Linked DNA regions of Homo sapiens: all the other regions are linked to region 5. Evidence: chromatin contacts called from ENCODE Hi-C or POLR2A ChIA-PET data. All regions are on one chromosome and are shown on one strand. The core of a region is the stretch at or near the end of the contact, and the rest is flanking DNA. Distances in the headings are between cores, read along the strand shown.

The links. A loop is a pair of places that touch in the nucleus more often than their neighbours do. ChIA-PET counts read pairs that join two places held with the same protein, here RNA polymerase II (POLR2A). Pooled maps may share reads with other maps.
Region 1: a loop to region 5 is called in a pooled map, with 8 times the contacts of the local background. The contact joins the promoter of GLRX3 here to the promoter of PPP2R2D in region 5. A Hi-C loop is called at or near these places in 2 of 37 single-sample maps with no recorded cell type and 8 of 50 pooled maps. POLR2A ChIA-PET finds 5 or more read pairs at or near these places in 2 of 52 experiments (GM12878 and activated CD4-positive, alpha-beta T cell).
Region 2: a loop to region 5 is called in a pooled map, with 9 times the contacts of the local background. The contact joins the promoter of ADAM8 here to the promoter of PPP2R2D in region 5. A Hi-C loop is called at or near these places in 1 of 168 maps with a recorded cell type or tissue (naive thymus-derived CD4-positive, alpha-beta T cell), 3 of 37 single-sample maps with no recorded cell type and 14 of 50 pooled maps.
Region 3: a map of naive thymus-derived CD4-positive, alpha-beta T cell shows a loop between it and region 5 (10-fold over the local background). The contact joins the enhancer-like site here to the promoter of PPP2R2D in region 5. A Hi-C loop is called at or near these places in 2 of 168 maps with a recorded cell type or tissue (CD4-positive, alpha-beta memory T cell and naive thymus-derived CD4-positive, alpha-beta T cell), 1 of 37 single-sample maps with no recorded cell type and 13 of 50 pooled maps.
Region 4: a map of ascending aorta shows a loop between it and region 5 (8-fold over the local background). The contact joins the promoter of ECHS1 here to the promoter of PPP2R2D in region 5. A Hi-C loop is called at or near these places in 1 of 168 maps with a recorded cell type or tissue (ascending aorta), 2 of 37 single-sample maps with no recorded cell type and 13 of 50 pooled maps.
Region 6: a loop to region 5 is called in a map of CD8-positive, alpha-beta T cell, with 5 times the contacts of the local background. The contact joins the promoter of MTG1 here to the promoter of PPP2R2D in region 5. A Hi-C loop is called at or near these places in 1 of 168 maps with a recorded cell type or tissue (CD8-positive, alpha-beta T cell), 4 of 37 single-sample maps with no recorded cell type and 9 of 50 pooled maps.

What each region holds. Positions count from the first base shown.
Region 1 is chr10:130,135,055-130,137,755 of GRCh38, reverse strand. It overlaps GLRX3 (glutaredoxin 3), which reads right to left and starts at 1,365. Exons shown (of 11, transcript NM_006541.5): 1 at 1,244-1,365. The coding sequence starts at 1,335. It overlaps LOC105378561 (a long non-coding RNA gene), which reads left to right and starts at 1,385. Exons shown (of 6, transcript XR_001747659.2): 1 at 1,385-2,701. RefSeq lists enhancers at 1-255, 534-583 and a silencer at 784-1,383.
Region 2 is chr10:133,275,433-133,278,195 of GRCh38, reverse strand. ADAM8 (ADAM metallopeptidase domain 8) reads left to right here and starts at 1,328. Exons shown (of 23, transcript NM_001109.5): 1 at 1,328-1,424; 2 at 2,609-2,712. The coding sequence starts at 1,379. RefSeq lists a silencer at 1,079-1,638 and an enhancer at 1,238-1,885.
Region 3 is chr10:133,257,901-133,260,794 of GRCh38, reverse strand. No RefSeq gene overlaps it. Among named protein-coding and RNA genes, the nearest start is that of MIR202HG, 11 kb to the right of the region's middle. RefSeq lists enhancers at 1,410-1,459, 2,458-2,757. Within about 2 kb of position 1,439, at least 33 of the 41 ENCODE cell types and tissues checked have a DNase peak (open chromatin) inside an H3K27ac peak, as active enhancers do.
Region 4 is chr10:133,371,699-133,374,603 of GRCh38, reverse strand. ECHS1 (enoyl-CoA hydratase, short chain 1) reads left to right here and starts at 1,250. Exons shown (of 8, transcript NM_004092.4): 1 at 1,250-1,358. The coding sequence starts at 1,271. RefSeq lists an enhancer at 507-596 and a silencer at 978-1,487.
Region 5 is chr10:131,899,289-131,902,444 of GRCh38, reverse strand. PPP2R2D (protein phosphatase 2 regulatory subunit Bdelta) reads right to left here and starts at 1,437. Exons shown (of 9, transcript NM_018461.5): 1 at 1,290-1,437; 2 at 1,115-1,207. The coding sequence starts at 1,296. RefSeq lists silencers at 628-677, 858-1,257, 1,328-1,837 and an enhancer at 2,078-2,177.
Region 6 is chr10:133,392,351-133,395,406 of GRCh38, reverse strand. It overlaps MTG1 (mitochondrial ribosome associated GTPase 1), which reads right to left and starts at 1,250. Exons shown (of 11, transcript NM_138384.4): 1 at 1,075-1,250. The coding sequence starts at 1,186. RefSeq lists an enhancer at 1-524 and silencers at 849-1,048, 1,109-1,458.

The sequences.
Region 1 (2,701 bases), core at 116-2,615, 1.8 Mb after region 5:
CTCAAAAACAAAACAAAACAAAGCTTTTTGCCTGTGAATTCCATGAACCATTCTACTTCCTACTGAAATACTAAGTGCCAACATCTACTGAGTGCTTCCTGCATACTAGGCATTGTATTATTTGTATTTTACATACGTCATCTCATTTAACCCTCACAACAACCCTGAGGTACTAACAGGTGCTAATCTATGTCACCGTCGGGAAACTGAGGCTTGGGCATGAAACGTGCCCAGGGGTTACATGGCTACTGAGTGGCTGCGGTGGGACTGGATCCCAGGCAATCCGACATAAGAGTTCCCATAACAACCGCTAATAATACAACTAAGAGAACAACTCAGTCCTTGGAGTAGTCTACAATGTGAGGTGGTATTATCACGGAGAGTCCACGTGCAGACCTTTCCCTGCAGGCACGCACGCTAGTAAGCATTTACTCGTAAGCATGCTTGCAGTTCAGAGCTTCTAGTCCACCCAGAAAACGCTTTCTATGCATTCCTCTGGATCTCCTTTTGTAGTCTTCCCAGGGATTGAAGACCTGGACACCGGCGCCAAATCTGAACAGACTCTCACTACACCAGTTCATGGAACAGGAAATCTCTGTCTCCGGCAACAGGTTAAGTCTGAAGACTGAGGCTACCTGCTGTCCAACAAACTTTAAAGGCTGACTTCAAAAGGCAGCCAGGCCTAGCTAATGCAACGGGGCCTTCCCTCGCCGCTCTTCCTGCGACAGGGGCGTTCCTGAAGGGAGGCTGAAGAGCAATGGGCCGACGCCGAGCCTGCCGCTCCCTCCCGGCGGGCACAGGAAAGGTGGAGCCCGCAGCCGTGGGTCCCGCTCCGTGGCGCGGAGGGCCGGGGTCTCGGCGCCGCCCCGTCCCCCGCCCCGCCACTGCGGCACGGCTGAGTCACCACCGCCTCCGTCCCGCGGCGGGGCCGCCCAGGCCAGAGGCCGGGAAGGTCGCGTCCCCCGGGCTTGGACAGCCGTCGGGGTCGGAGCCAGGGCTGGGGCCGGGGCTTCCAGGCGAGCCTCGCGCCCTGCTCGCTGTTCCGGGGCGGGGAACCTGCGGCTCGGGCCACTCACGCGGAGGCTCGGGGGAGTCTACGGGTGGCGCCGGGCCCGGTCCCCCGAGGCCGAAGGGAGCCGGGCACCAAGAAGCCAGGCTGGGCCACCCGCCGCCCCACACCGGCCCGGTCTCGCGGCCGCTCCCGCTCCGGCTCCTCACTCCTACCGCTCGCCGCCCCGCTTACTTGGCTTTGAGGCGCAGCAGCTCCTCAAACTGCCCGGCTGAGCCGACCTCCTCCACGGCCGCTACAGCTGCCTCAGCCGCCCCCGCCGCCATGCTGCCGCCGCCAGACAGAAGCAATCCAGTGCCGGCGGCCGGATGTGGGCGGGGCCACGGGGAGCTGAGCGGCTGCGCGAGGGAAAGCCCCGCCCCTGCCTGCGCTGAGGCTGCCGAGCCTGAGAAATCCCAAAAGGGGCCTCGGCGGCGGGCTCTGGATCCCGCTGGGGGGCTCTGACCCTGCCAAGTCTGGGCACTCCGCTGCGGGCCTCCTGGCTCCCGGGGTTCATGGCTGTTATGGTTCCTGGCTGTCGGGGCTCCTGGCTTTCGGGGCTCCCTGGCTGAAGGGGCTCCTGGCTGTAGGGGCTCCTGGCTATGGAGGTTCCCGGTTATAAGGGCTTCTGGATGTAGTGGATTCTGGCCGTCGAGGTCCCTGGCTGTCGGGGCTCCTGGCCGTAATGGCCCCTGGCTGTCGGGACCCCTGGGTGTCGGGGTTCCTGGCTGTCGGGACCCCTGGGTGTCGGGGTTCCTGACTGTAGGGGCTCCTGGGTGTTAGGGTTCCTGGCTATAGCAGGGGCTCCTGGGTGTCGGGGTTCCTTGCTGTCAGGGCTCCTGGTGGTAGAGGCTTCTTGCTGTTGGCTTCCTGGCTGTCGGGGTGACTGGGTGTCAGGGCTCCTGGTGTTAGGGTTCCTGGCTTCCTGGCTGTAGTAGGGGCTCCTGGGTGTCGGGGTTCCTTGCTGTCAGGGCTCCTGGTGGTAGAGGCTTCTGGCTGTTGGGGTTCCTGGGTGCCAGGGCTCCTGGGTGTCAGGGTTCCTGGCTGTCAGGACACCTGACTCCTGAGGCTCCTGGCTTTTGGGGCTCCAGACCTTCCTTGCACTTCCTGTGTCTCCTGGGTCTGTAATAGAAGGGGCCGGTGGAGGGGTGGGGGTGAGACATGTGAGTGAAAGTGAAGTCAGATGTGTACATTTAGGAAGCTGAAATTATCAAAAATGAAATTGCATAAAGGTGAGGAAGAACTGGGAGGTCTGGGAACAGAAGTGGTAGATCTTGAACTTCAACACAGACAGGGTGCTTCCAATTCAGTCCTGGGACCTGAACCCGGAGCCCACAGCATGTCCCTCCTCCCCTGGCCCTCCGCGCGTGCCGCCACTCATTGCAGCCCCACAGAGCCATCACCCATTGTAACCTCAGAACAGAAGGGGCTGGGTGGGTCCACAGATCCCTGCACTCCTCCCGTCTTGCCTCCTTGGATGATCCCTGGCTTGTCTTTCTCCCTTGGGAATCCCCCTGATGTTGGCTCTCCATGTGGTGTACTCTGTACCCCACACCCCATGCTTCCCACACACCTTCTGGCCTGAGTAATCTCCATGCCCCCAGTGACATCAACCTCCAGGGAAACCTCAATAGCAAGCCCAGAACCCTCCCC
Region 2 (2,763 bases), core at 79-2,578, 1.4 Mb before region 5:
GCCAGCTGGCCATTGTTCTATAATAACAGGGTCACCTGCATGAGCTCAGGCACAGGCCAGTATCCCCAGCCCTACCTGGGAGCCTCTCGGCAGCCTGGGGGACCTCGTCCTGTGCCACACAGGCAAGCGGACACACCCCCAGGCAGCAGAAGTCACCTGCGGCCCAGTGCCAGCCCTTGCTTTCTTGCTTTTCATGCCATTCACATTAGGGTAAGAATGGCTTTGAGACAAAATGTGACAGCATCACTCACGCCAGCTTAGATCCTCCGGGTTCCCTGTCCTCCCAGGATAACGTCCGAGGCCCCGGCCTCTTCTTGCCACTGCCCCTTGACCTCTGTCCTCTGCCCCTAGGCCCGTGCAGTTCCCTGACTCGCCCTGCCCTGGTGCCCTCTCTCCAGGCAGGACTCCCTCCAGCCCCTTGCTGGCCCTGCCCTGCCTCTCCCCAGGGAGGCCCTGAGGCCCCCCCCCCCCATGTGATCTGTCAGCAGCGCCCTGTGTGGTCATCTGAGCTGCCTTTCCTGCCACCACCACTGTTCCCACTCCAGGAGGGCGGCCTGGCTGTGAAAGCCCCAGGGAGGGGTCCTGGGTGGACCGTCTGGGGAGCTGTGGTGTCAGCCCAAACCTGCACCCTCGAGGCTGAGCCCACCACGGGGAATGTGGTCACCAAGGGCAAGCACGCTTGGCCGCAGGCCTGGAGACGCCGGAGCCAGGCCACGGTGGGCTGCTGCAGGCTTTGGTCCACGTCGGCCAGCGTCAGCTGCTGTCTGGGGATCTTAGGCTAGGGACGGCCCCTGCACCTGCCATCACCTGGGCTGGGACCCCCACCTAGGGCTCCCCCTCCCCACTTGGACGCCTGCGGGCCCATGCCTATCCCACTCCGGTGAGGCCTCAGCCTGGTGGAGGGGGCGCAGGCTTGGGGGGGAGGGTGGCAGAGCTTCCCACAGGGCTGAACCTATGCCCACAAAGCCATGACTTGCCCCTGCCTGAGGCTTTCTGTTCCCCAGGAAATCAGAGACCCCCTCTCCTGAAACCGCCAGGCGGCCCTCACAAGTCCCTTCCCCTCCAGGACCTGCCTGGCGCCACCTCCTTCCAGCCGCCGGGTCCTTCGAGAGGCCCCCTCTCGGGGCTCTGGCCGGACTTGGGACAGGCTGTGCCTGAGTTTCCTCACCTGTGCAAGGGAGGATGCTGGATTGTGGGGAGAGGGGAAACGGACCCCGCCCCCAGGTGCCGCGCGCCCCGCCCCTCCCACCGGCCGAGGGGCCCATTGGCTGCGGGGCGCCGGGGCGGGGCGCGCGGAAAAGAGCCTCGGGCCAGGAGCGCAGGAACCAGACCGTGTCCCGCGGGGCTGTCACCTCCGCCTCTGCTCCCCGACCCGGCCATGCGCGGCCTCGGGCTCTGGCTGCTGGGCGCGATGATGCTGCCTGGTGAGTGGTTCCAGGGAACCGTCCCGGGCGCAGCGCGGGGCAGGGTGGCTCTCCCCGCAGGACGCGACGCGGACCCCGAGCCCCTGGCCTGCTCGCACCCCGCACCCTGGCCCGGCTTCGGGCTGGTCCCTGGGAGCGGGCCATCAGGTGCACAGTGGTCTCTGGGTGGAGAGCCCCGGGCCGGGGAGGCCGGGGAGGTCGGAGGGAACCTTCAAAGGTGAACTGTGAGAGGGAAGTCCCGCCTCTGAGCTTGTTAGTGGGGTCGGGGCCGGGCCAAGCAGGACGCTTCACCTGCTGCGCGAGGCGCCCTGGGTTCCTGGGATTCACCTGTGGGGCTACCCACCCCCACTATTTAGCCGAGGAGGGAAGGGAGGGCAGACAAGCTGAGGCCTGGAGTGCAGGGGTGTGGGCTGAGGGGACCCGTCTCCTGCCTGGGGGAGGACATGGGGCTGCTGACCCTGGATCCCACCCCTGCTCCTGGAGTGACTTGGGCTGGGGTGTGCTGAGGAGCTTCAGGCTGGAGGCCGGGTTGCTTCCCGCCAGTTTCCTGGGCAGATAGGGGCTGGCTGCTCCCCTGCTGCCTCTCCAGGTTGGAGATGTGGTCATGGAGACACGTCCACTATTGTGTTTTAATGGGAGCAAAGGGTCCTGGGGTTGGTGGTCTCCGAAACCCTGCCCATTGCATGCTGGGACCCTGCCCTCTGCTCTCGGATACCAGGGAGTTTCCAGTTCTTGGGAGGTGAACAGCCTCCGGGAGGCACTTCCTGCTCCCCAGTTAGATGCGATCAGATGATCAGAAGAATGGAGGAGGAGAATGGAAACGGGCAGGTCGGCGGCCCGAGTCCTCCTCCCTGGGGGGAAGGTTCATCCTTGCCCTCGGGCCCCTCCAGAGATCTGAGACAGCCTGGAGACCTGTGGAGTCACTGGCACCCGCTGGCACCCACAGCGTCTCTGAGCACTGTGTGTGGGTGCTGCAGGACACAGGCCCACCGGCCATGCCTGGGGGCGCTCCTGGGGTCTTTTAGGCACAGAACCCTCACTTGAGTCTTTGTCCCAGAGCTATCTGGTGAGTTCCCCAGGGGAGGGTCAAGCCCAGCAAGAGACAGAATCTGAGGGCCCAGGAGGCCTCTGGGAAGGAAACCTGCCCCCCGGCCCCTCATGCCTGCTGACCCTCCCTCCTGCAGCGATTGCCCCCAGCCGGCCCTGGGCCCTCATGGAGCAGTATGAGGTCGTGTTGCCGTGGCGTCTGCCAGGCCCCCGAGTCCGCCGAGCTCTGCCCTCCCACTTGGTGAGTCTAAGCTGGCCTGGGGAGGGTCCCTGGCTGGCCCCTGAGCCTATT
Region 3 (2,894 bases), core at 190-2,689, 1.4 Mb before region 5:
AGCCAGAGCCGAGCCCCTTCTCCCATCCCCAAATGCACAGAAGACAGCCAGAGAGCCAGGGTCCTGGGCAGCACCTGCCCAGCCCAAGACTCCACATGAGCACTTAGATATGCAGTGCACACCTGGCTCTCTGCACACACCTGGTTCTCAACAGACACCTGGCTCTCCATGCACACCTGCTCTCAGTGCACACGCGGCTCTGCAGTGTACACCTGACTCTCTGCACACCTGACTCAGTGCACACCCGGCTCTGCAGCGCACACCTGACTCTCTCTGCACACCTGGTTCTCAGTGCACACCCGGCTCTGCAGCGCACACCTGACTCTCTCTGCACACCTGGTTCTCAGTGCACACCCGGCTCTGCAGCGCACACCTGACTCTGCACACTTGGTTCTCAGTGCACACCTGGCTCTCTCTGCAGACCTGATTCTCCGTGCACACCTGGTTCTCAGTGCACACCTGGCTCTCTCTGCAGACCTGATTCTCCGTGCACACCTGGCTCTCTCTGCACACCTGGTTCTCAGCGCACACCTGCTCTCAGTGCACACGCGGCTCTGCAGTGTACACCTGGCTCTCCGTGCACACCTGGTTCTCAGCGCATACCCAGCTCTGTGGTGTAAACCAGGCTTGACAGGCTCTGTGGACCCATGCCTGGCTCTGCAGGTGCACACCTGGCTCTTTCACCAGGGGTCTCCAGTTTTCCTGCGTGCAGGAAGCCCCTTGCCATACCTGCCTCCCCCAGCTCCAGCCATCAGGACCCTTAAGGGATGCTGGATGGGAGCCCGGACTCCACACAGACGTTCACTCCAGGCCTGCTGGGCAGTGCACGGCCACATCCGGAAGAATCCCTCTCACCCCAGGCACCTGCCTCGGGCACAGTGGCCACAGGAGAGGCCTGCTGACCGCCTCCTAAACCTTCCTATACTGGAAGCACAGACTCAGCCAGTCTCCAGCAGCAAACAACGTGACCCACTGTGGAAAAGCTGAGCTGCCTCAAAGGACGTTTCCCAGGTGAAGCCCAGGAATGACGGCCACATATGGGCAGAGCTGGGTGGCAAGGGGCAGGCCTGTGCTCAGTAGACTCAGCCGGACCAGGGCCCCCATGTGGACCCAACGCCACTCGCCGGTCATCCCAACAGTGTCTCTCGCTCAGAGACAAACTCCAAAGGCCAGGGGGTCTCTGCTGACTCTTCCAGGGCATCCATCTGACCCCATGCTGTGCAACAACTAAGCCAGGGCCCTCCGTGGAGTCGCCTTAAACTGCAGCTTGAGCTGCTTTCCCTCTGGGTGTCATGATGCAGCTGTGATTCTTGCTGCCACACGTGGATCATGGAGGCCGTGACTGGGAAGCCAGCAGCTTCACTTCCTGCCACCACTCCCTCTCTGCCAGGCTGCGGTCAATCTGAAGCCACAAAATGACGTCACTTTCCTGCTTTCTCCAGAAAACAGCTCATCCAGATCTGGGCACCCGCTCAGGAACCGCGATGTCGACATCATCTCCAAGAGCCCCTTCAACCCCGAGGCCCCTTGGGCACAGCCTGCACACCTGCCCCACACACTCTGTCCTGTGTCCCGGGCCCCTGTCTTGAGGTTCTGCCCTCCCCGGTGCCCCTGGGCCGAGGGCTTAGTCCCCTGCGGGGTCTCAGGAAGGAACTTCAGGGCCACAAACCTCAGGAGGGTTCCAAAGCCGCCTCAGGAGGCAAGGCGAAGGCAGCTGAAAGCAGCCGCTTCCTCCCTGAGCCAGAAGGCAAGGCCCCCTCCCCCTGCACGGCCAGCTGCTGCACCGCCCTGCAGGGGCACTGAGGCACAGCCCTCTCCACCCAGTGTCCCTGCAGTGCATAGGCTGAGAGGGCGGCTTCCCAAAGACTGGCCTGGTCAGGTGTGGTCAGCTACCCGGGGCCGCCTGTTCCCAGAGCCCCTCTCGAAGCCAGGCCAGGGCTGCCTCTAGGAAGGGGCCATTCCCAGGGGAGCAGCCCCTCAGTGCCACAGTGGGCTGGGGAGGGCCACGGCGGGTGCCAGCCCCCAGGGTCCGCCGCTTCCCCGCTGTCAGGGGGACTCGGTCCTGGCTCAGGAGTCCGGGTCATGCTGGGTCATGCACGTGGCAGGCTGCAAGCGGTGCTCCTGGAATCAGGAGACTCAGGTTTTCTGGAGTCACTGCAGTGACCCCTCAGAGACAGGGCTCCCACAGCACAGATTTCAGCAGGTCCTGCAGCTGGGGCTGGGCAGGAAGTGCTGGGGAAGGGCCTGGCCGAGAAGCCCGAGCCAACCCAGGCCTAGGCAGCTTCTGTCAGGAGCTGTGGCAGTGCCAGACCCTGCCCTGCCACCCCGGGTGGTGACAGCACAGGCCACCGCTCAGCTCCAGGTGCCCCCACAGGCTCATGCACACACAAACAGGGCTGCCTGCCACCTGCGAGGAACCTGCTCTCTCCAGGGACTCAGAAACAGGCGCCAGGCCAGAGACACACCACAGCCAGAAAGGCAGGTATCAGGAGCCAGCGGGTGCTTGGTGCCTGGAGGCCACACCCCAGACACCCACAGGCAGGGCCGGCTCACCCGCCGGAAGACAGGCCCAGGAGGCCCTCTGCAGGGTCCCCAGGATGACCAGGGCCCTGGTGGCATGAGGCTGGTGGAGGGTGTTGAAGCCAGGAACCCTCTCGATGGAGTATGGACCCCATCCTGGCTGGAGGAGAGGTTGTCAGGGCGGGGCTGGCCCTTGGGAGGCACCACAACCCCTGTGCAGGGTACCCCAACCGGGGAGAAGCCACCAGGCCACGCTGGAGTGGGAGCCAGGACCTCAGCGCCAGGTCCCCACCGCGTCTGCCGTGCCCACCCCTAGAGGGTGCTGAATCCTGGCCCCTCCCAGCTCTGGGTGTGTGGTGGGGAGGAGCTGCTTC
Region 4 (2,905 bases), core at 1-2,500, 1.5 Mb before region 5:
CATTTACACAGGGCGTACACCAAGTAACCAATGGAAACCTCTAGAGGGTATTTAACCCCCCCAAAAAATCTGTAACGGGGCTCTTGAGCCGCTATGCTCAGCCGCTCCCACAGTGTGGAGTTATTTTCGTTGTCTTTTCTTGTTTCTTTTTTGAGACGAAGTCTGGCTCTATCGCCCAGGCTGGAGGGCAGTGGTGCGATCTCGGCTCACTGCAACCTCCGCCTCCCGGATTCAAGCAATTCTCCTGCGTCAGCCTCCCGAGTAGCTAAGACCACAGGCGTGCACCACCACGCCCGGCTAATTTTTGTGTTTTTAGTAGAGAGGGGGGTTTCACCATGTTGCCCAGGCTGGTCTCAAACTCCTGACGTCAGGTGATCTGCCCGCCTTGGCCTCCCAAAGTGCTGGGATTACAGGCCTGAGCCACCGCGCCCGGCCACACTTTTGTTTTCCATAAATCTCGCTTTTGTTGCTTCCTTCTTTCCGTGCTTTGTTTGTGCGTTTTGTCCAGTTCTTTGTTCAAGACGTCAAGAACCTGGACACCCTCCACCGGTCACAATAGCAGTTTCGCTTTCCATTCCATTTTATCCAGGGTGGTTTTATCTCCACCCTGGCGTTTGCAGAATCCGGGCAAGTACACAAATGGATGCTCCACAATACTTGTCTAGATATTTAAAAGGTATAAATAAAATAACTTAAATGAATGAAATTTTTATTATTTAAATCTGTTGAAGTCTTGTGTGCATGAAAATAAAACTCCTCCTAATGTGGCGTTCAGTGCCCACGCCGCTGCCACCGTGCCTGGCCCTGCGCCTGGGCGCGCTGTGTCCGCTGCTACAGACGCCGGCGGGCAGGCGGGCAGGCGGGCAGGCGGGCAGGCGGGCAGGCGGGCAGGCGGGCAGGCGGGCGGGGGGAGGCGGCGCAGAGCCCGGCAGGCGCCGCCGTTGCCTCCGCCTCCGCGCGGTCTCCCCGGGGCCAGCTGGGACCCCGAGGGCTGGGGCGGGGGCGGGGGCGCGGGCGACTGCGGCGGGGCCTGGAGGGCGCTGGTCCCAGCCCAGGGCGGGGTCCCGGGGACGCCCCTCGGCCTTAGATCCGCGAGCGGCAGCTCGGGCCTGGGGGCGGGGCCTGGCGGAGAGCGACCCGCTCACTCTGCCCGGGCTGATCTCGCGAGGGCCGCCTGGTCTCGCGGCGCTGGCCTGTGGGCGGAGCGAGCCCTGAAAGGCTATAGGCGAGGGGGCGGCTCCGCGGGGCCGGGCGAGGAGTCCAGAGAGCCATGGCCGCCCTGCGTGTCCTGCTGTCCTGCGTCCGCGGCCCGCTGAGGCCCCCGGTTCGCTGTCCCGCCTGGCGTCCCTTCGCCTCGGGTGAGTGCGCGGTGAGAGCTGGCGGCCCGAATCTCCTCCTGACTCCGACCTGCACGCCCAGACCAGATCCCAGACCGCACCCCCCTCCCACCTGACCCCGCATCCCCCACCTGACCCCAACCCACACCCCTCTTCCGCCTGACCCCGCACCCTCACCTGACCCCTACCCGCACCCCACTCCGCCTGACCCCGCACCCCCCCGCCTGACCCCGCACCCCCCCACCTGACCCCGCACCCTCCGGCCTGACCCCTACCCGCACCCCACTCCGCCTGACCCCGCACCCCCCCACCTGACCCCGCACCCCCCGGCCTGACCCCGCACCCCTCTTCCGTCCGATCCCGCATCCCCAGGGCCTGACTCCGCACTCTCCTGCCTGACCCCGCACCTACCACCTGACCCCGACCCGCAGCCCCTGCCTGGCTCAGGCCTGCAACACCCCCCTCGCCTAGTGCTGCACCCCCCACCTGACCCGCACCCACAGCCTGACCCAGGCTTAACACCCCCCCACCACCCGCCACCCCGCACCGACACCACCCACCTGACCCTGGCCCGCACCCCCACCCCCTGCCTGGCTCTGCAGGAGGCCACTCTCACCAGGCCACGTCCTGCGGGAGGCCCGGCGGCTGGCTGGTACTGCCCCAGTGCCAAGACCTCTGGCCAACTGGGCGCAGGGTGGGGGTTGTAAAAATCCGGGGTGTTCCCTCGGCTCTAAGAGCAGGCGTAGCTCCTGTGCAGCCGGCCAGCCCGAGAACAGGAGATGCAGGTGCATTTTGTCCTGGGTGCCTCCTGACCAGGGCCACCCCTCAGAGGGTCCTAAGGGAAAAGCTGACACCTCCTCCCCAGCCACAGGGGGCTGCCCTCTTCCTCCCTCGTGGCTCACCCGGGGCCCCACTCATGAGCGGCCATCACCGGCTCTAGTATCTGAGGAATCTTGGGCCATGCCTTGGGCTGGGGAAGAACTCTTGCTTCCTCTTCCTCCCTCACCCTGTGTAGCAGTGGACCACTGAGTTGTGTTGGTTTCATCTCCATGCTCTCCTTGGCCTTCGGCTTCTCCACCCTGACAGCAGCCCTTTCCTGGATCTTGCATGGCGGGCACTGCTGCCAGACACTTCACCTGTGATCTTCCAGTTACCCCTAGAAACCCACAGGATACGGCGGGGCACAGTGGCTAATGCCTATAATCCCAGCACTTTGGGAGGCTGAGGCAGGTGGATCACCTGAGGTCATCAAGACCACCTTGGCCAACATGGTGAAACCCCATGTCTACTAAAAATACAAAAATTAGCCAGGTGTGGTGGTGTGTGACCGTAGTCCCAGCTACTCGGGAGGCTGAGGCAGGAGAATCACCTGAACCCTGTAGGCAGAGGTCGCAGTGAGCCAAGATTGCGCCACTGCACTCCAGCCTGGGCAATAGAGTGAGACTCGGTCTCCAAAAAAAAGAAACCCATAGCACAGGGACTATGATCCCTGCTCTGCCACTAACGGAGGCAAGCATCCAACACACAGGCTACCTTTGTCTTTTCAGGTTCACCTTCTCACCCCTGGA
Region 5 (3,156 bases), core at 188-2,687:
CTCAGGGGTCATGTGCCAAACCAGACACTGCCAGGGAGAGGTACAGGGTAGGGAAGAGGGAGTAAAAGTTCACGGGGTTGGGGGGGCCGAGATGGAGGGAAGTGAACAGGACGTCTGACAAGGGGCTTTTAGTAACTTGAGGCAGGGAAGGTGTATTTGGTGCAAACACCAATCATTTTTAAGAAAAGGTTAAAGGTTTACAATGTTCAGTAAGATGTATGAACAACAACAAAAAAGTCACTATGACTCTGAATCTGAAATATTAATCAAACTTCTAAGACTCGACCAAGTTCTCCATTCAACGGTGAAAAAGGAAAGCTACATAGCTTTTTAACTTTAAGGTGACAGGTAAGCTTCATGGGAAGCTGGGGTGGGAGGCACTTCCCAGTTCCCTCCCACCACCCTAAAACTTTGTGCCTGGGCCAATTTGAGAGTATGATTTAAGGAAAAGACCAGTGAACTTCAAGTAATACCATGAAGTTCAAGACTAAAATCTGGAATAGAGACCTTAAAATATATCAGTAGAGAAAGTAGCAGTACCTCACAGTAAAATTCAAGGATTTTAGAACCGCAGAAAGCAGACCTTAAGAATCAGGGAGCCGAGGCAACCAGCTCGCTCAAGAGCGCACCGCCGATGAAACGCAGAGCCTGGTGGGGGCCGAGGCCCCGACCCAGCCCTAGGCGCGTTCCCAGCCTCTGGGCCATTGTGCCGCGCTGCCCGAGCGCACGATATGGACTCCGTTCCCGTCCCCGGCTCCGCCGCGGTCTCCTCAGTTCCGCCCCAGGCAGGAGGCAGCCCCGGGCTTCGGTTCCGCCCCGGGCAGGAGGCAGCCCCAGGCGCTGGGTTCGGAGGACCCGGCCGCCCGTGACCTTGGTGACTTACATAAGTCCCGCCGCGGGCCCGACGCCTCCGCCCGTGCCCCGCGGGCCGGGACAGCGGACAGAGGACGGCCGCCCCCCGATCACGGCCCCCAGCTCGGCCCCTGGCCCCTGCCCCGCCCGGCCCCCATCCTCCTGCCTGCCTTCCACGGACGCTTGGGGCCCGGAGGCCGCGCGCGGCCGGGCTGGGAGCTGTCCGCGAGGGTCCCGGGGCGGGGCGCGGCGCGGGGCTCACCTTCGGCCACGTCCTCGTCGATGGCCCCCTTGACCTGCGAGAAGCACCACTGGAAGTCGTTGCCGCCCGCGGGGCAGCCGCCGCCTCCGGCTCCTGCAAACACAACGGGGCGGTCAGGCCGGCCGCGGCCCCCGCCCGCCCCCGTGGTCCCCGCCGGCCCGCGCAGACCCCTCACCTGCCATGGCAGCCGGCGGCGGGACGGGCGGGGACCGCGGCAGACCAGGGAGACGGCCTCCGCGCCGCTGCAGCCGAGCGCTCAGCCCCGGGGCCGCCACCACCGCCGGCGCCGCCGCCGCCGCCGCCGCCGCCGGGGAGGGATTTTTTTCCCTTTTCAAAATGGCGCCCAATGCCCGTCGCCCCGCTCGATGACGTCATCGCCCTCCGCCTCCTCGGACGGGCAGCGGACGGGGCGGGCCGCGGGGGCTGCCGGGGGCGCCCAATGCGCCTGCGCCCGGCGCCGCTCGGCTGTAGGGGGGAAGGGACGCCTGGGCGACTGCGGAGGGAAGCCGGGGTCGCCGGGCGCAGGCCAGCTCCTCGGCCCTCGGCCCTAGGCCTCCCGCAGTGGTCCGGTGTGCACCCGGCGCTCCCCAGAAGACTAGCGCCGCCGGCCGCCCCTACTCTCCGGGGACTCCCGGAGAGCCTAAGCTGCGGCCGGACACGCCTTCAGGGCGCCGCTTGGCCGGACACGCCCCCATCCCGCATCGGCCAATGGAAACGTGGGTTCTCCGTGGAACCGCCAATGGAGGACGCGCTTGGCGGCGGTGGGCGGGCATGTGGGCCGGCCTCACCTGAGCGCGCCGTACCTGAGCGCTGCCTCCCGCCCACTGCCCCCGACGCGGAGTCTCGCTCTGTTCCCCGGGCTGGAGTGCGGGGGCGCGATCTCGACTCCCTAAAAGCCTCGACCTCCTGGGCTCAATCCATCCTACTGCTTCAGCCTCGGAAGTAGCTGCGAGCACAGGCACGCGCCGCCAGGCTCGCTGATTTTTAAATTTTTTGTAGAGACGGGGGTCTATGTTGCTCAGGCTGGTCTCGAACTCCTGGGCTCGAGCCATCTGCCGGCCTCGGTCTCCCAATCCTGTCCACCTCCCTTTCGGAGCGCACCGTTGCTCACCAGATGGCTACCTTAGGGGTTCTTGGAGCTCCCAGTGCAGTCTTAGGGAAACAGGGCCGATCGTTTCATTTGCGGGTGGTTTTCTCTGGCATACTGAGCGATCATGGGTGCTCCTCGACTTACAGTGGGGCTACCCTCCCCGCAAATAAGCCCTTCCTAAGTCAAAAATGCATCTAATACCCAATCTACCCGTCGTAAAGTTGAAAAATCTGAAGTCGAGCTATCATCAGGGGGACTGTCCCTATGGGATTGATGTCCGGAATCAGAACTTCTTTCAGGGTAGCTGCGGTGGGCACTGATGGTATTGCACCACTAAAAGACAGTCGCTGCAAATCAGGAACATTCGTCCACTCCATTAATATTATTTATTGACAGCTCCTGCCACGTGCGGCACACTCCACAGCCCTGGGGGTGAGAGGTTAACAGAGCAGAGAAATCTCAGCCCTGGTAGAGCTTACCTTTCAGTGGGGGAGACAGACAATAAGGAAATAAATACATAATAAGTCGGAGCTGGAGAGAAAAATCAGGGAAGAAGGAAATGTGTATGGGGAGAGTTGGAGTCTTGCACGGGGTGACTGGAGAAGACTCAAGGATAAAGAGCAAACCATGCAGACGTCTAGGAAAGCTTGGCCAGGAAGGGGAGACCACCAAGTGCCAGGACAGGAAGGAGGGCCATGCCTGGCATGGGCAGGAGGCAGCCAGAAGCTGCGTGGGTGCAGAGTGAGTGGAGGGGAGGCCAGGGGTTGGAGTCAAGGCAGGGAGGTAAGTGGAGGAGGATGGACAGTGGGCAGGCCATTTAGGGGACTTGGACTCTGAATGAGATGGGCTCATGAACAGAAGACGATCGTGATGGACTTGGGCTTTTGGATGCTCTGCTGAGAATAGCTTGTGGGGACCCAAAGAGGGGAAGCAGGGAGACCAATCAGGTGGC
Region 6 (3,056 bases), core at 1-2,500, 1.5 Mb before region 5:
TTTTTGTTTTCTGAGACGGAGTCTTGCTCTGTCACCCAGGCTGGAGTGCAGTGGCACGATCTCGGCTCACTGCAACCTCCGCCTGCCAGGTTCAAGCAATTCTCCTGCCTCAGCCTCCCGAGTAGCTGGGACTACAGGGACGCGCCACCATGCCGGGCTAATTTTTTGTATTTTTAGTAGAGACACGGTTTCACCATGCTGGCCAGGATAGTCTCGATGTCCTGACCTCGTGATCTGCCCACCTCGGCCTCCCAAAGTACTGGGATTACAAGCGTGAGCCACCGGGCCGGGCCCTTCCACGGGTCTTAATCTGGGCTATAACACAGAGTAACACTGGCTCATTAGGCCCCTGCTACCTCGCGGGGATGATGACGATAGTCCCCTAACCAGGAATACCACACACAACCAAGATAACAAAGCTTCCAGCTTTCTTCCCCTCCAGTGTTATCCGAAGACCGAGGACACAGCCTCAGTCACCCACACGGGCCCTTCTTCCCCCTCGGCCCCCAGTACACGCGGAGCCGACGCAGGAGTGGCCATCACAACACCTAGACGGGCTGGGCTGGCCCCAGAGGTCTTCTTGGGGCCGAATTGTGACAAACAGTAAGAATTACCAAAGACGTTAAGCAGGAGAACGACTCAAGATACCAGTTAAAACTGAACAGGTGCCTTCATACCCACTGTTTCATTTAGTCCCCAAAAGACTCAGAAAAGTCTATCTTGTCAAGAACATGTGGAAACGGAGGCTTCGGGGGATTAAAAGGGCAGAAGGAACTTGCTGGGAACAGAGGACAGGGGCGGCGGGCCAGAGGTAGGAGGTCAAGCAGGCCCTGGGTCCGAGGCTGCGCCGCGGGGGCACTCGCGGGAACGGGCCTCTCCCGCAGCTGCGCAGGGGAAGGGGTCCCGGCGGCTCCGGGAGCGGGTGAGAGCGGGGAAGGAGGGGAGACAAGGGAGGAGGGGCGGGGCCAGCCCAGAACGACCGGGAGAAGCAGGCGACGGCCGAAACCGGGGTGGGAGGGAAGCAGAGGCGCCGCGGCCGTAGGCATGACCTTGCCCCTCCCCGCCGTGCCTCACCCTTGGCCATGTGGCCCGGGAACCAGCGCGCCACGTCGCGACCGCACAGGGGGAAGTTCTCCCGCCAGGCGGCCTGGGCGGCGCTGCACAGCGCGCGCGGGGTCAATCTCATGGCGGCACCGTCCCCGGAAACGCTCCCGCAGCTGACCTCCTCTGCGCCGCTGCGACCCGCCTCTGAGGTTCCGGCGCTGCGGGCCTCCGGCACTGCGGGCTTCCGGCGCTCCAAGGGGCCGCACCACGGCCTGCGCGTGCGCACGACGTTGCCTCCGCCTCCGGCGAAGCCCGGAGTGGGCGGGGCCCGGGCCCAGAGGGAGGGACGAATGGTGGGTCGAGCGTCGGGGCGGGACTGCGAGGAGACCCGGGGGGACGGGGAGGTTCCTGGGTTTTGTGGGTTTAAGTAATTCGCAGATTTATTAACATTCATTAAATATTAAAAATCATCGTTCTCCCTTAAGCATATCCTGAGTATAAGTGTAAAAATTTAGCAATCTCTTTTTACAATTTGGTTAAAATCTCTCAAATACTTTAAATTTACCTTATAAATGTAATCTCTTCATTTTCTTTTTAAGTACTTCAGGGTTTTTGTTTGTTTTGTTTTGTTTGAGACGGAGTCTCCGCTCTGTTGCCCAAGAGTGCAGTGGCACGATCTCGCTCATTGCAACCTCCAACTCCTGAGTTCAAGGGATTCTCCCACCTCAGCCTCCGGAGTAGCTGGGATTACTGGCGCCTGCCACCACGCCGGCTGATTTTGTATTTTTAGTAGAGATGGAGTTCCACCATGTTGGCCAGGCTGGTCTCCAACTCCTGACCTCAAGTGATCTACCTGTCTCGGCCTCCCAAAATGCTGGGATTACAGGCATGAGCCACCGCGCGCAGCCTCAAGTACTTCAGGGTTTAATATAACAAACTGTTTCCAAATACTGACTGCAGTTCTGCTAAATTAAACCGATTAATTAATGAGGCTGAAATATTCTCCACTGTCCAAGACTAGACATAAATATAGTCGGATTTCAACTCTAAATCAGCAGTCAGCAACTGCTCAATTGCACACTGCGTTACAAGAGTATTACTCTACCGGAATTTTTATTTTTGAGACGGAGTCTCGCTCTGTCGCCAGGCTGGAGTGCAGTGGCGTGATCTTGGCTCACTGCAACCTCCGCCTCCCGGGGTTCAAGCAGTTCTCCTGCCTTAGCCTCCTGAGTAGCTGGGACTACAGGTGCGCACCACCACGCCCGGCTACTTTTTTTGTATTTTTAGTAGAGATGGGGTTTCACCATGTTGGCCAGGCTAGTCTCGAACTCTGACCTCAGGTGATCTGCCCACCTCAGCCTCCCAAAGTGCTGGAATTACAGGCATGAGCCATGGCACCCAGCCTCTACTGGAATTTTTTAAACAAGCTACTGAAAATACCAAACATGCTCAAATTCTAAGTACAAAAATATTGCCATGGTTCTGATGTTCTTAAACCACCTAATACCCTAACGCCTAGCTGTAAATATTTTTGGGCATGAGAGAGTGGCCCCTCCGTGGAAGACAGAAGCCTCCCAGGTGGTTTCTGGGCTGAGTGGGGGCAGTCAGGGCCTCCTGCTAGGTCAATGCCCCCAAGCCCCCTCCTCACCAAGCCGGTCCCTCACACCCAGAGGGGGCAGCCTGGGTCTTGCTGCCTTTCTCCCTGGGATACAGAATTGATGAAACCCTAAATGTCAATGATAAAGATTTTTGTACTTTAAGGAAGCTGCATTCCCTCATGGTCCTAGGAGCACAAAACCACAATAAAACCCTGTGGAATCTGAATTTCTCTCCCAGGCGTCTGATGGGCAGGTGTCCCCAGAGAGAACAGTCTGGTGACACAGCAAATGCAGGTGGGGCTGCTGGCTACAGAGGGAGGCTGGGGCTCGGGAGGGTGGGGTCAGGGAACATCCTAGGAGGGGCAATTTGAACAGAGACCAGAGGGTGAGAAGAGAGGAGCCCTGCAGATCCAG